Regions from separate parts of the Homo sapiens genome. Here region 2 is linked to region 1. A link is a loop called in an ENCODE intact Hi-C map of the cell type or tissue named here. Cell type or tissue: prostate gland. All regions are shown on one strand.

What was found. Hi-C counts contacts between places; a loop is a spot of excess contacts. Peaks named below come from ENCODE experiments on the same cell type or tissue, not always from the same donor. Only the 100,000 strongest peaks of a DNase experiment are listed, where the experiment ranks them.
Region 2: it touches region 1 in a loop (4-fold over the local background); 81 of 110 quality-filtered maps call a loop at or near these places.

What each region holds. Positions count from the first base shown.
Region 1 is chr1:109,981,198-109,989,197 of GRCh38, reverse strand. AHCYL1 (adenosylhomocysteinase like 1) reads right to left here and starts at 4,433. Exons shown (of 17, transcript NM_006621.7): 1 at 4,026-4,433. The coding sequence starts at 4,145. RefSeq lists silencers at 3,888-3,957, 4,138-4,207. In prostate gland, a CTCF peak has its summit at 4,573 (motif pointing right); a DNase peak (open chromatin) is centred at 4,507; H3K4me3 peaks cover 1,739 bases; H3K27ac peaks cover 1,347 bases.
Region 2 is chr1:109,638,769-109,646,768 of GRCh38, reverse strand. No RefSeq gene overlaps it. Among named protein-coding and RNA genes, the nearest start is that of GSTM4, 13 kb to the left of the region's middle. RefSeq lists enhancers at 1,840-2,713, 3,088-3,382. In prostate gland, CTCF peaks have their summits at 3,072, 3,272 (motif pointing left) and 6,364 (motif pointing left); DNase peaks (open chromatin) are centred at 3,258 and 6,368.

The DNA of each region.
Region 1 (8,000 bases):
GAAACTAGAGTGTAACTAACTAAACCAAACAAGAAAAAGAGATGTAATCAATACCTGCGGAGAAATCTTAAAAAGAGGATCTTCTTACACCCCAACTCCTGTTTTAAAGACTGCTACTACAACAGCAGCCACTCTAAGGAGAATCAAGAGATACTAATGATGTGAAGATAGGAAATGCCAACCTATGAAATCTCCTTTCAGTGATTCTGACAAGTCCTGGCGTAAATTCTATACAACTGCACCAAAAATTAACCGTAAGATAACTCTGATGACAAAAGGAGAAACCTGGATTTTACCTATCGGGTTAACACCCAAGCTGTACCCATTGGGGCTCTACTTGGTGTGCTTCCTAAGTCTCAGCTGACCCTTTTGATGAATTAGTGGCACATAGCTTCATTCAAATAAAGAATATCCTATAAACAAAAGTAGTTTCTTCTGTGCTCTTCTCCTTCCCCACATTTTGCTGATGGGTCTGACTCCACAGATCCTAGGTCAAAATGTTTAATGGATCACTCTGGAGAGTGCCTTTAATGTTCAGAAGTTCAGAGAACAGCAAATGTTCTGAAAGGCCTTCCGGAGAAACATGCTTATTGTAAGAGCTCTCCAACAAGTTGGAGATTTGGGTTTACACTATGAAAAAAGAATCAACTTGACACAGTGTCAATTTCCAAAGGTCCAAGGACAGTTACCACTCCTGTTACACAAAGTAGCAGCAAAAGAGGGATAAATAACCAGTGGTTATGGGGAACTAGATTACTTACTTGGTTTGACCGATAACTGCCAACATTAAACAAGGATCTTCTTCAGTTGTGGTACACTTAACTCTTAAAACTCAAGGATTCCTTTTCTTACCTCAAATTTTCCTAGCCATACCATCTGAAATCACCAGTGACAGTCGTGAACAAGCCTTACAATGTGAATTACACTACAGCTATTAAGACATTCCCGTGAAAAATTATTTTAGAACTCTGTGTCAGGAAAAGTCGTCCCCTTGAGGAATTGACATGTATTATTTCCCATGCCTGCTAAGGAGACTGTAACTATGATTCTTTTCATCCTCTGGCTGCTAAAAGTTTCAAGTTGCATGTGATCAACCTCATCAACTATCTTAGCCCTCGAGGTTAACAATATTTTTTTCATTCTTTCTATAGTTTTTACTTCCTTTTATATCACATATATGTTCTGTGTTATAAGCCACTTCAAATGCCCATTGAAGAAAGAATATAAATATACGAATAGACTTTTAAAAAATTACACTGCTATCTTAACTCCCCAACATGCCCCTATCTCCACCTGTTCCAAAAAAAATAGGCACTTATTTGGCAGATGAGGAGATGCAGGTACAAAAGCTAATTAATTTGCTCAAGGTCATATCCCTTTAGTTGACTTCTCGACACCCAGACATCTCAAATCTTCAATCAAACCAACAAGTCCTATTTTGTTCATAGCAGTGTGATAGACCTTGGCATACAAAACTGAGTAAGTCATGATTATAGCTGAAGAATCTAGATATTTATGCTTTTAATTGATGGACATCCACTCTATCTCAAACAAAGCAAACAAAATGAATAAAAGCTGACTCTGTCTCAAACAAAGCAAACAAAATGAATAAAAGCTGACCAGAAAGTGACACTGGGATCTGATCTAACTGAGGACCATCAAGGTCACCCTGAAGTAACCTATATCCTCTGGCATCAAGAACATCCTCAATTCCTGAGGGGCCTCAGGGCTTCAGAATAATCCAAGGATTACTGGTCTAGAGCCAGGGTAGAATTCTCATAGGTGAAGGACTGCACCATTTGAAGAGGTCTTTTTCTCACACCATTAAGTACCATGCCAAGTTACTTTTTTCCCTCTTACTTTTCCCATGCTTTCACGTTATCAACACATGGCAGAGGTACAAAAGTGACTTAAGTCTTAATGTTCAATTCAGCAGTTCTGAAAAACAGATTGCCTAGGACTTGCTATGTGACCTTGACTAGTCCTCAACTGATCCATTAACTTAATAAATGTCTTTTATCATCACTAGGGAAAGGGTAATTAGTCATCATGAAACACTTTATTACAAAGTACTACGTAAATGCTAAAGAATAAAACTTAGAAGAGAAAGATTAATAAGAAACACGGTGGGGCACATTTACTGGTAAATGGAAACTTAAAACAGGGTCTTCCCACATTCCTGGCAGAGCCTGCTTCTTTTAGCTAATGCAATATAAGTCTAAAATCATCAGCACTTGGCCTGACAATAATACACATTAGTAATATTCCTCCTGGGAAGAAGAGAGGAAAAGGGATAGTTATTCATGGTAGGTGGCCACATGGACATCTCAGTTACTAGTTAGCCAGGTGAGCAATTAATATTTGAGTACCTACTGTATGCTGGGTACAAAGCTAGGCACACTGGATACAAAGGTGAACAAGAATCCCTGCCTTAATGAGTTTTTACAATCTACGATATAGACTTTGTCTTATCAACAGTGGTACTTTCAAGAATACAGATTTACTAACATAAAGGCAAGTAACAGCAAAGAAGACAGAGTCTGGGAAATTCAGGTATTAGGGCTTTCCCATTCTTTCCTCTAACTCATCTAAGGTCCCACCCTCAATCATTCTGCTTATAAGGACTGTGACTGTTTCTCCAAAGAATAGTGCAGATTGCAAAGGGTCATTGTCCCAACAAAGCAGTCAACTGAACTCTCAGCACTAAAGTTAATCAGATGCCTCAGAGTCAAGGAATCTTCCACAATCTTTTAAAGGAATTAAATTCTTAATTTTGTGAGAAAACAGCGAAAGCACACAATGGCGACTCGTCTTTTTTGATCTTGCATTTGATTTCTGGAGTGGCAGGTTAATTCACTTAAAAAAAAAAAAAAGAGCCATCTCTCCCACTTAAGACAGCTTAACTAGTTGAAGCCTCAAGGACTTAACTATTCCTGCAGCCCTTGCTTTGTTCAGCCCTGCATCCCATTAAACACTGGATGCAGGCAGAGACAGCTTTGTAAGACTCTGTCTTTATAAAGAAGGGAGACATTTATCTGGGTTCTCACTGGCTTCAGGAAGGTCACCTCTTTGTAAAGGTTCTCTGGTCTACTGCTAACTGGGTGCCAGGTGTATGGAAAATCAAGATGTGGTTGGCAGTAAATGATGAGAAAGCAATAAGGATCCCAATTCCACCACTCGGAGAGCTAGTCAGACTAAAATCTCCAAAGGTTGCCATTTATGAGAGAATTCGAAGGGTGTCCTTTGAGTCAACCTACAGCACAATAGATCAAACTTGTTCTGCCTCAAAAGTACAGTCAAGAGTGAGCAATCTTCCCTTACCACCCACTACTCCAACCCACCCAAGCTCCTTTCTCCAGGGATGCCTAAGTGATCTATTCACATGACTCTAGGATCCACCTGTATCCATGACAGTGTCTGCTGTCACCAACCTCCAAATGTCAATTTCTTACATATTTCGAAGTAATTGGAATGCTGTAGAAAGTGAAAATCATAGATTTTCAGTTTCATGTTACCCTCATCGCTTTCACCTGTATATCAGAGCTAGCTTCACGCATTCTTTTCTCTTGCCTCCCAGCTATCACGCAGTTGTTGGATAAAGCGGCCACTGCTCCCAAAGATTTGATGGAAGTTCTGCCAGATTTACCCACTCACCTGAAGGGAGATTTTCTGTACACCCCATGCCCCCGGACTGGTCACAAGGGTCAGCTGAGTTGGTTCACCCCCTCCCACTCTCGTCTTCGAGGCCCTTCATCCAGGAAAAGTCAGTCGCAAATTTAAGGCCTGGCCCTGTCGGGTTTCAAAACGATCCCGGAGGACTTGGGCCGAGGGACAAAGGAAAGCGAGGTCAGAGGCGGCCTTTCAGCCCGGGAGAGGCCTGGGGCCGCACAGCCGCCACCCCCTACATCACCTCCGCCGTCCCCAGTCACCCCCAGAAGTCCCAAACTAGCCAGAGCCCGGGCTTGCTCGCGTCCCTTCCGCGAGGCCGGAGCCCGAGCCCCCGCCGCCACCCAGAGCCCCCGCACCTTCTTGGGCGCCTTGGTGACGGTGGCCATGAAGGAGTACTTCTCGGCGTCCTCGATCTCCTTGGCCTGCTTCAGCTCCTCCCCGACCCCGGGCAGCGGCATCGCGTCAGGCATCGACATTCCCCGGCCGGCCCGGCCAGCGGCTGACCCGCCGCCCCCGCCTCTTTCCCCCTCTGGCGCCCGCCCGCCTGCCCGCGCGGCGCCCTCCGACACGCGATCGCCCACCCTCCTGCCGGCCCCTGCGTCGAGCTGCGTCGGCTTCTGAGGTGCTGTGGCCCACGCCTTGTCTGTTCGGCAGCCCAAGGCAGCCGGACAGCGACGGCGGCCACAAGAGAACCAGAACAGCAGCTCCGAGCTCCGACCTGCCCGCGCCGCCACCTCCGCTGTACGCAAACACGCACGCAAAGCGAGGGTAGAGGGCGGTGACGCCACGTCAAGTACTGGCAGCTCCCGGGAGGGGGAAGAGGCGGGGAGAAAGGGCACTCTGTCGTGACGTCACCACGCTGGGCTGGGCCACAGAAGCCGTTCCTCTCCCGCTCGAGAGCGAAGTTCCCAGGGTGAGCAGGACCCTTTGTGCCACCAGGTGGCACCATCAGCCCTGGGAGCAGCGCGAGGTTCATGCAACGATGCTGCGGAACGGAGGGTCTTTGGGCTGCGGGGTTCCTGGCAAGGCCTCAGAGGCGCATGAAAGGGGTGTTTGGGAGCAAAGACCAGAGCCCCACACGACACATCCTACAGCGATTCCTAGGAAATGTCCGGGGCTCGAGACAGCCCACTCACTCACTGGCCCAGCCCCAGGCCCTTTGGATTAAAGCTCCTTCCCAAGGGGCCGTGCCTGTCTTTTTGACTTCATAGGGGGCAGAACTGACTCAGAGTAGTCTGGTTTCTGCACAACGCTTTGTGACTTCCTCCACCACCATCTCCGACTGGGCCTTGCCTGTTTACAAAACCCTCATTGGGATAGGGCTGATGGGTATGAGGGTGGAGACCAGGAGAGCTGATGGAGAAGTCCCCAGCCAGAATGGCCTTCCGGTCCTTGCTCCACCAAAGCATTAGACCCTTCCAGCTCTCAGTGGGCATCCAGGACATTCATGGACTGCTCACACCCTTTTACTGGGCCTACTATGTGCAGTGCCTGTGCTGAGGCCCTGCTGGCAAAAGGACATGTGACGCATTTTATGTTTTGCAAGGCTTAGTTCAGCTGGAGAGGCAAAACCTGCTTGTATCCTAATGTCAGCTGAGGTAGCTTGTCCTTTGAGATTCAAATGACATTGGCTCCAATTACCATGTCCTGTGGAAAGTCCATTACTGGGAGGACTTGGATTTTCATGGTCACCTCTGGCTCTAGTTTTTTTGCCTTGTCTGGCATTTTATTCACTATTCTGGTCTTGTGACTGTTTCTGTAGCTCCTGGGGTCAATTCAGCCGCTTCTCCTTTCAACCCCCACCCCATGCTAAACAACTACAAAATAAGGCTGTAACATGTAGTAAAACTTTTAATAAAGGTTTGTGGGTCACAGGGGAGAGATTACATCACACAGCAAACAATTTAAGAACACATTTCTGAAATGTTCTGAAAAGTTATTTTGGCTGTCTTACCACCCGGGGATTTCTCAATGGCCACAAGATCCCACCACGCTCCCTAGCCCATTGCCATCTAATCTAGCTTCCTCCTGTTCCTCCCTTCCCATCTCTGCACCTCATCCTTCCTTCCTTGATAGACTCTGGGAAGCCAGATTCTCCTCTGCTGTGCTGAGCAATTCCAGTCTTCCCAGTGCCCTTTCCCTAAATTCCTCCCCAGGACCACCTTTTTTTTTTTTTTGAGATGACGTCTCGCTCTGTTGCCCAAGCTGGAGTGCTCTCAGCTCACTGCAACCTCCGCCTGCCGGGTTCAAGTGATTCTCCTGCCTCAGCCTCCTGAGTGAGTAGCTGGGACTATAGGCGTGCGCCACCGTGCCCGGCTAATTTTTGTATTTTTAGTAGAGACGGGGTTTCACCATCTTGGCCAGGCTGGTCTCGGATCCTGACCTCGTGATCCACCTGCCTCGGCCTCCCAAAGTGCTGGGATTACAGGCGTGAGCCACCGCGCCTGGCCAGGACCACCTTTTAACATCCAGAAACCTCCCAGGTTTTTAACAGGGCATACCCTTTCAAGAAGGAAGTTTTGGTTTGAAATGGCATTTTCCCCACTGATTTGTGTTCAGGGCTGGGGAGAGTGTGAAATATTCACCTCTAGGGCCCTAAAAGTCTTAGTCAGGGAATCCTGTGTTCCAGCCACCTAGCCTCATGAGACTGTCTGTTTGAAAAGGGCTGTAGAAGTGCCTGGAAGAATGCACCCTTTGCACATCTGCAGACCTTGGTCTTGAACTGTTTGTATTCTTTCATCTGCTCACTTTTTTGAGCACTCACACTTCCCTGTCAGGGGCATCACTGTAGCAGAACGGGAACAGAGATGGAGACCAGAATACCAGGTTCATCCATGAGGGTGCCAGACTGACATCTTTCAGCTAGGGGTCAGGAACCACACCTGGTGCACTAAGGACTCTCTGAACATAAGGCTCACAGTGGCTTTCATCCTTGTGGGTTTGCCCAAACTGTTGGCAGAGCCCAGGGATCAGAGATGCCTGCCCAAAGACTCGAGGCAGAACCCATTGGAACCAGGGATGAAATCTCAAGTCCCTATAGTAGAAAAATGTGTGACTTAAGAAGATCTTTTTTTTTTTTTTTTTTTTTTTTTTAAAGAGAAGCATCAGTGTATCTGTCTTTTGGATTTGATTTTTAGAACTCACTTTGTCTAAACATGTTGTCTCTCAGTCCCCCAGTTCTGCTGTGCATTTAAGCATCCAGACTGTGAGCTTCCTGGAGATTGAAGTTCAGTCTTTACTCCTCCTGGACCAGGTCTGCCCTAGCACCAGGCTCACAGTGTTGTCTGCTATTGCTGCTGCTACAGAGGATGACAGACAGGGCCAGGCCTAGAGCATGCAGTACCTTAGCAGTCTGGGCTAAGAAGGAGATCAGCAGGTCAGACTCCACTCACCTGAGTGGCTGGCCTGAGGGGAGGTTGATGAGCTGATGTAGGAGAGTTCGGGGACTCAGACTGGAAAGGGGAAGGGCAGCACCCCCTACCCTGGTGGAAAGCATTAGGCCTATGTGGTTCAAGTGAGGCCAGGGGCCCGGGACATTCTTGGAAACCAGCCACTGCAGGGGGCATGGGTGGCTGCCATCCCTTCCATCACGTGTGTGCTGGAGAGCAAAGAGCTCACCCAGCCAGGGAGTGTGACAACATAACATCCGTGAGAATCATTGCATCCTGTCTCCCACCCCCAAAACCCATCCTAAGATAGCCTCACATGGCACAGCTAAGGCGATTGCTTCTCATGAATGCCAAGAGATGACTTGTCTTCAGCCTACCCACCCACCTGACTCAGCACCTCTACTGGCAAGCTCACTGCCCTGAACAGCGCATCCACACACAGGTGAGAGACCCCCCACGGGGCAATTGGAGAAGAACAGGGACCCAAAGACAGATGCACCTGCTGTGTGTGGTGGTGGGAAGTCTCCAAGGGCCTGGAGCGAAGACCCTTGCTAGAAAGGAGTGGCCTAAGGGCAGTGGTGAATTGGGAGATGCTGTCACCAGAAATGTAGTGGCATTGGGCTACCACACGTGGGCTTGGTCTTGTTAATCAGATTCACTGTTTGTCCACCCCCAAATTGATGTTCTACATTCAGTCATTTGTTCTTTTATTTATAAAATATATATTGAGTGCCGAAGAAGTGCCAGCAGCAGGGCTAGATGTCAGTCGGGACTACAGAGATAAATAAGCTGAGGTGCTGATCTCTACGTGGGGACAGGTGATGGGGGTGGGGTGCAGTGGAGGGCAAAGGGATGACACAGAGGGAGATGCTGCCAGAGCTGAGTCTTGACAGATAAGCAGCTGGGCAAGGGAGGGAAGATTCTCCAGGCTGAAGAAACAGC
Region 2 (8,000 bases), 340 kb after region 1:
TACCATGTTGGCCAGGCTGGTCTCGAACTCCTGACCTCAGGTGATCCACCCATCTTGGCTTCCCAAAGTGCTGGGATGACAGGCATGAGCCACCACACCCAGCCTCTAATGGCATTTTTTTACAGAAATAGGAAAAAATAATCCTAAAATTCATATGGAACCACAAAAGATCCCAAATAACCAACACAATCTTGAGAAAGAAGAACAAAGCTGGAGGCATCAACTTCCTGATTCCAAAATATATTACAAAGCTATAGTAATTAAAACAGTATGGTACTGTCATATAAACAGACACAAGGACCAATGGAACAGAACAGACAGCCCAGAAATAACCTAAGTGTATATAATCAACTGATCTTCAACAGGGTGCCAAGAATACACAATGGACAAACGATGGCCTCTTTAACAAATGGTTTTGGGAAAACTGAATATGGACATACAAAAGAATAAAATTGGACCCCTGTCTTACACCACACTCAAAAATGAGCTCACAATGGATTAAAGATTTAAATATAACACCTAAACCTATAAGACTCCTAGAAGAAAACATAGGAGAAAGTCTTCATGACATTGGTCTAAGCGATGATTTCTTTTATATATCAAAAGCACAGGCAACAAAAGCAAAAATAGACGAATGGAACCACATCAAACTAAAAACCTTCTGCACAGCAAAAGAAACAACAGTGAAAAGGCAGTCTATGGAATTGGAGAAAATATTTGCAAACCACATATCTGAGAAGAGGTTAGCTAACATCCAAAATACATATAGAACTCCCACAACTCAATAGCAAAAATTACTTTAAAGCTTTTAACTATAGCCTTAAAATATAATTGAATAAAATATGTGTATATTAAATGTATTTTGAATAAACTGTAGTAACTTTTCTAAATAAACAGAAAATCATACCTTATTCTGTACACATACCTGTATCTCTCTGCATTAGTGTATCCAGTACAATTAACCATCTACTCTCATTATTATATTTAATTAGAGTAACCAATCTTCTTGTTTTCTCAAAAAAAAAAAAAAAAAAAAAGCCCCGAGAAAAGAAAGTTTAAAACTGTCCAGCTAAGACTGGCCACGGTGCCACCATGCCCAGCCCAGTACTGATATTTTCTGAGATTTGATCTCACACTTGGCTGCGGGGCTTTTACCTAATTCCTTTGAGAACAATCCTGCCTCTGCTACCTTTGGCCAGCTATTGGAAGGGGCATCCAGCTCTCTGCCAGCCACCTCACCCTACTCAGACAGGGGGCCCAACTCCACCTCAAACCAGGAGAAGTGGAAAAGAGTCTTTTTTCCTGCTGTTCGTCTGAAGGTGCAGGTCATCCCTAAGTGCACGTGGCAGTCCAGGTCTCCCCTGTGCCCTGGAACATCCTTCTCCCTGGCCTCTGCTCCTGGGTGTCTTGAGAAACATAACTTCTTGATCACCAATTTAAGTATGACAGTGGGGTTTAGAAAAAAGCTATGTTCCCTTTAAAGAAGGGGCTTATTTGCTTTTGCTAATAATCCCAGCCAATACTTACTGAGTGTCTATGACTTGTCTACTATATATACCTCCTCACCAAATTCTCAAAACATCTCTTTGAATTATTTCTTTCTTCCCTCATTTTATGGATGAGAAAACTGAGGCTCAGGAAAATTAAGTAACTTGCCCAAGGACACACAGCTAGCAAGTCACCAAGTTGTATCTGACCAGTCCAGTCAACCCCAAGACCTGGGTCTACCCAGGACACCACACTGCCTACAAAACGCTGCAGGGTGAAACCACAGGATCCAAAGAGCCAACAACAATCCAAGACTTTCCAGACACCGTGGGGGCTGATAGTAGACAAACTTGGCCCTAGGCCAAGAGGCCCTCACGTGCCAAGCACTGTAGGCATTTCTTAGAATTCTTTGTGTCTTTTGTTTTCATTATCAGCAAGAAATGCTACTTCACAAGGCTGGAATATTTCGTGTAATGTGATCCTATAAACACACGCTAAGCGGGGAGTAAACAAGGCAGCAGACATGCCGGAGAGAGACCTGAGCCCGAATGCGTGGGAAAGCTTCAGAGCAGTGCACCGGGGAACACAAACATCATTGGCTGCAAAAAAGGTCCCTGTAATGACCTTTGTCATTTGGGGTTTACTGTTGCTGTTTCCCTAAATACAAAGAAAGTGCACAAAGAGGCCAGGCGCAGTGGCTCACGCCTGTAATTCCAGCACTTTGGGAGGCCGAGGCGGGTGGATCACGAGGTCAGGAGATCGAGACCATCCTGGCTAACACGGTGAAACCCCGTCTCTAAAAATACAAAAAATTAGCTGGGCGTGGTGGCGGGCGCCTGTAGTCCCAGCTACTCGGGAGGCTGAGGCAGGAGAATGGCGTGAACCCGGGAGGCGGAGCTTGCAGTGATCCGAGGTGGCGCCACTGCACTCCAGCCTGGGCGACAGAGCGAGACTCCGTCTCAAAAAAAAAAAAAAAGACAAAGAAAAAGCAAAGAAAAGAAAGCAAGTGCACAAAGAGAGAATGAGGTCAAGTGGGGGAGGCAATGAGTTCAATCTGGCAGGAATGCACAGCAGGTTATAAAGATGGCCCCAGAACACGGGAGCTGGGCCATGGATGCATGCAGGGGTTTGACCTGGGGTTGGGGGGACAAGCAGGAATCTCCAGGTAGCAATCTTGGTGGTGGTGGGGTTCTGGCAGCTCTGCCTGTGGTGCAGCATCAGGGGTTAAGGACGTCCTCCAGAGGAGCGGCGAGGGAAACTAGGGGTGTCAGTAGACGATCTGGGATTCCAGGCCGCCTCCAGCCTGGCTGAGAACTGCCGGATCAAACAGAAAGCAGAGGTGATGCTTTCTCATTCAGACGGGGCTGGGTGGGAAGGAAAGGCTGTGGCTTTATGGCACACACAAAGTGTGTGGGGTCAGGACATACCGCAGATCCCCAGCTCCCTGAACCCTCCGCCTGCCTCTCCCGCGCTGGCCCAGCCCCGCAGGCAGAGGCACGAGCCATTGATGCAGTATTTGAAGGTGGCTGAACCCAAGCAGGAGGTGCAGCCTCTACCCGAGAGGGGGTGCAGGCAGAAGAGTGGGAGAGAAGCCTGGAGGTCTCCTGTGGCCAACGGGCCCCATGCCTGCCCCTCAGCAGCATGGGATGACTGGCGAACCCCAGCCGACCCCACATTTACTAGACTCCACGGCTACCGGTAGGGTTACAAGTTTAAGTGACTCTGAGGCCTAAACCTCCGCCCGATTTCTGGGGAGAGTCCAGCAGCGCGCCCTGGTGGCCAACCGTGCACCTCCCAGGTAGGGAAAGGCCCGCGGGGTCCCTCCTGCCTGCGGGATCCTCAGGCCAGTCCCGCGGGCGCTGCTCTGCTCTCAGCGCTACCCACCTGCAAGGGGCACGGCTCTGACCACAGTAGAGGGACAGCCCGTTAGGCGCCACCTCGCAGCTACAGCTCTTTGGGCTTTTCGGTTCTTTGAGCAGGAACTTAAGCCACATTCCCCAGGGACCAAGAAAGAGTTTTGGAGCACCCTTGGTGCAACCCCAGAAAGTAGCATTCGGAGAACATTGGCCACCCTTTATTCAATAGCTGAATGGTGGCTACTTTGCGCCTATTATTTTATTTCTTACCACCTCTCCATGAAATAAGTAGTGTTATTAGCCTCTTTTTACTATTAAGAACACTGAGGTTGGTTTTTTTCTTTTTTTTACATTGAAGTGAAATTCACATAATATAAAATGAACAATTTTAGAGTGAACAATTCCGTGGCAATTAGTACATTCACAATGTTGGGCAGCCACCACCTCTATCCAGTTTCAAAATATTTTTATCACCCCCAAAAGACACCCATACCCATTAAGCAGTTGCTTCCCATCACCCCACTTCCCCAGCCTCTGGAAACCACCAATCTGTATATGTCTCTACAGATTTACTTATTCTGGGTATTTCACATAAATACAGTCATACAGCACGTGATCTTTGTGTCTTGTCTGGCTTGTATTGCTCAGCATAATGTTTTCCAGGTTCATCCACTGAATGGAAGAATCAGTACTTTATCCCTTTTATGGCTGAATGATATTTCATTATATGGATATAACACATGTTGTTTATCCATTTATTTGTTGATGCACATTTGGACTATTTTCACCTTTCGGCTATTGTGAACATTACTGCTGTACACATGAGTGTGTGTGTGTGTGTGTGTGTGTGTGTGTATAATTTTTATTTATTTATTTTTTGAGACAGAGTCTCACTCTGTCACCCAGGCTGGAGTGCAGTGGCACAATCTCGGCTCACTGCAACCTCCGCCTCAGGGGTTCAAGCGATTCTCCTGCCTCAGCCTCCTAAGTAGCTGGGATTACAGGCATGTAATCCGGCTAATTTTGTATTGTTTTAGTAGAGACAGGGTTTCACCATGTTGGTCAGGCTGGTCTCGAACTCCTGACCTCAGGTGATCCACCTGCCTCGGCCTCCCAAAGTGCTGGGATTACAGGCATGAGCCACCATGCCCAGAGAGTGTACATATATTTTTGAAGTGCCAGTTTTCACTTCTTTGGGGAATATACCTGGGAGGGGAATTGCTGGGTCATGTGGTAATTGTATTCTAACATTTTGGGGAACCATCAAACTGTTTTTCATAGTGGCTGCACAACTGTACATTTCCACGTGCAATTATGAGGGTTCCAATTTCCCCACATCCTTGCAACACTGATTTTCCATTCTTGTCTTATTGTAGTCATCCTAGTGGGTGTAAAGTTGCGCTGAGGCTTATGTGGATAGGGTGGGTGAGACTGAGAAACCCAAGGCCTACAGCTTGGATAGAAAAGTGCTTTCTGCAGACCTGTCCCTCTCTATTGGCCCCACCACCTCCCCTCTAGTAGCCCATGCCAACCCCAACCCTAACTCCATAAGAGGCCAGCAAATCTTCTTTTCTATCCCGTGCCACGTGGCGAGCTCGGTCATCCTCTTTAAGCCAAATCTCCTCAGTCAGAGGGCCATCATTTTGTCTCTCACCTTAATACCAAGAACCTAACCTTGGAGCCCCAAGTGTCCTTCCTGGGCTCTGCTATGGCCCTGTGTCCTTACCCAAGATCAGCAGGTTCCCAGGGCTAAGCACACACGGGGAACAATTATTGGACTAAGTGCCATGGGACAAGCTTCTTGTGCCAGCAGAGCCTCTCTCTCTCTCTTTGAGGGAGGCAAGGAGATCCTCTGGTTTCCATCTCAGGGAGGCACTGGTCTGAGAGTGAAGGGCAGTGCCATCCTCTTCTACCGTGGGCCTTTGGAGCACTGACCCCACACCAGAGCAGGATGGGAAGATGCCCCCAACACAGTCCCCAAATGCCTTCCTCCTTCCTGCTCCTCCATGCAGGCTCTCCCCATCCATCTGGTCAAAGCCAATCTCCTCCTTGGAGACTTATCCAAGTGCCCCAGACCCTAGAGCTTCCTCCATGTCCTGACTACCCACAGCCCATGTAATCTTCTGCCAGGGCTCTTAGCAAGGAGCTTTATCTCCTGGGGTGTGACCAGTCTATGAGGCTGACAATTAGGCCTTCCTCAAAGCTCTGAAGGTTACTGGAAAATCCACTCAGAGATGAAATAAACACCCCCAGAAAGGCCAGGCATGGTGGCTCATGCCTGTAATCCCAGCACTTTGGGAGACCAAGGTGTGTGGATTGCTTGAAGCCAGGAGTTTGAGACCAGCCTGGGCAATATAGTGAGACCTCATCTCTATAAAAAGTACAAAAATTAGCTGGGTGTGGTGGTGTGCGCCTATAATCCCAGCTACCCGGGAGGCTGAGGTGGGAGGATTGCTTAAGCCCGAAGGTGGAGGTTGCAGTGAGCCAAGATCATGCCAGCCTGGGCTATAGAGCAAGACCCGGTCTTGAAAAACAAAAACAAAACACGCCTGCAGACATCATCTAGAAATTCAGAGGCATTCCACATGAAGAGCAGGAGTCTGGAAACCCCATTAGGTTTTGCCGATGTAAAAGAAGATATGGCCTAACCACACATGGCCCACATTATCTGGAGGAAAAATGTGGTCACGAGATAATGTGGGTGGTGTGGGGGCTTAGGACAGGACAGGCAAAAAGCCAGTGTGTGCATGTGGCTCCAGCCTTGCCCTGCAGAAACGGGGTCCACCTCAGCTAGTGGCAGTGCAGCTCTCCTAGTAGGGATCCTGGCATGAGCCTAAGCCATAGCTCTCACTGGAGGGGTCATACATGAGCTAGCCTGCCCACCAGGCTGGTGAGTGGGGCCCCAAGTGTGCCCGCTGCAGAGTTAGTGGGCATGGGTGCCTAGAGAGGGTGCCCCAGCCCATCCATTCCCAGAACCCAGCCTCAGGCAGAAGCTGTTCTCAGGAGGTACCGCCACCCTGTGGACCAGTTGGGTACTGCACAAGGACTACCAGCCAAAGGGCAAGCAGGAGCTGAAACCCAGCCTACACTCTGCTCACCCAAAAACTCAGGCTGCACAGCTGCAGTCACCTGGAGGGAGAGACACTCTACCAAAATATGCCCTTCGTTCTTTGAGCTTTCAGGGGTATATCTGCCCAGGAGGCTCACCTTTTCCTAACTCACACAAAGGTGGCATGAGGATGTTTCAGCTCTGGGTTTGTGCGTGACCCCAGGGCTCAAGCAGCCCAGCAGGGTATCTGGTGCACAGGGAGAGGACGTGACAGAGGGAAAGGAGAGAGCCGTGCACTGGGCTTCTTCAGGGTGGGGCTCTGGCCGGCCACTCTGGGGACACTGAGGCATGAATATGCACACTCCCATGGCAACCCGAGGTGATTGGCAGCTCTGTGGGCACTGAGAAGTATTCAGCTGCAGGACACAACTGGGTGGAGTGGGGGCTGCTGGAGCTTCAGTTGATTTACAGACTCATGTAGGATGCTGCCTGGAACGTTCAGACCTGGATAGGTGACATCCTCCAAGAGTAGGCACAAGAACTAGTGGCATCAGTGAGAATGCAGCTACACGTGCACCCTCAGGCTGTGGGCACTCCAGAGACCCCCAGCCAGGCTGACACAGATGTCAGGTGGGTTACATGCTGCGCGAGAGCCTCTGGGTGATCAGAGACTGCAAGCCAGCCTGTGCTCTGCTGGCCAAGCTGTGCTCCCCATCAGGAGGCTGTGTCTACCCAAGGAAGGGACATCTTTTTCTAAACCCACAAAGGCACTTTCTGGGCAGAAGGGCTCTGCTCAAGTGCACATGGGTGCAGAGGAGAAGGAGGCCCAGGGCTGACCCAGACTCTTCGAAACCCTGGTTCCAATATATTGCTCATCAAGCCACTTCTGGTTGACTTTTTAAAAAAAATCCTGTGCTTGTTGTTTTCAGTCTTTATTGTAAGCTGATAAGTAGCTTATCAGCTCCTGTGTGCTGGGTTAGAGGGAGTTGGTTTCTATGGGCAGTCACATTTGCATGAGGGAACGGAGTGAGGGCCTGACCAGTGGCCTCCTGAACACCAGCTGCTGGTCCATCTTGCATCTGTCCACCCAGGGCTTTCGATGAACACCATGGAGAAGCCTCTCCTCCTCTCGCCCCTCCTCCTTCCACCTTGCCCCAGCACCTGCTTCTCTCCCAACCAACTTCCATCCTGACTCCAGGCTCTGAGGAAAGAGCTGCAAGGAAAGGCGAGGCACCTGCAGCAGGTATTGGCCTCCTGGCCTGCTGGGGAGAAGGAAGAGGTGGGTAGAGAGAGGGAGGCAGCGAGGAAGCCATCAGGAAGGCAGGAGGACCAGCTAGGAGCAGGCTCACCCACGCTACGAGGCAAGGAATATTCCCCAACAAGGGAGCAGTTGGTGGGCCGCTGGGTATTGTCCCAGGTTCCCCTGCTACCCTGTGACAAAACCCGAAGGCCGCTTATCTCAGCCGTATCCTGGCTGGATGTCGCTGTGTCTCAGCTGATGTGAGATTCAGATGCTCTGAGACAGCCTGGTCATGCAGGATTCTGGAGGTTGCCAGTCCACTGGAGAAGATACGCCATAATGGCTCCACTTGGAATCTGGAGTCAGA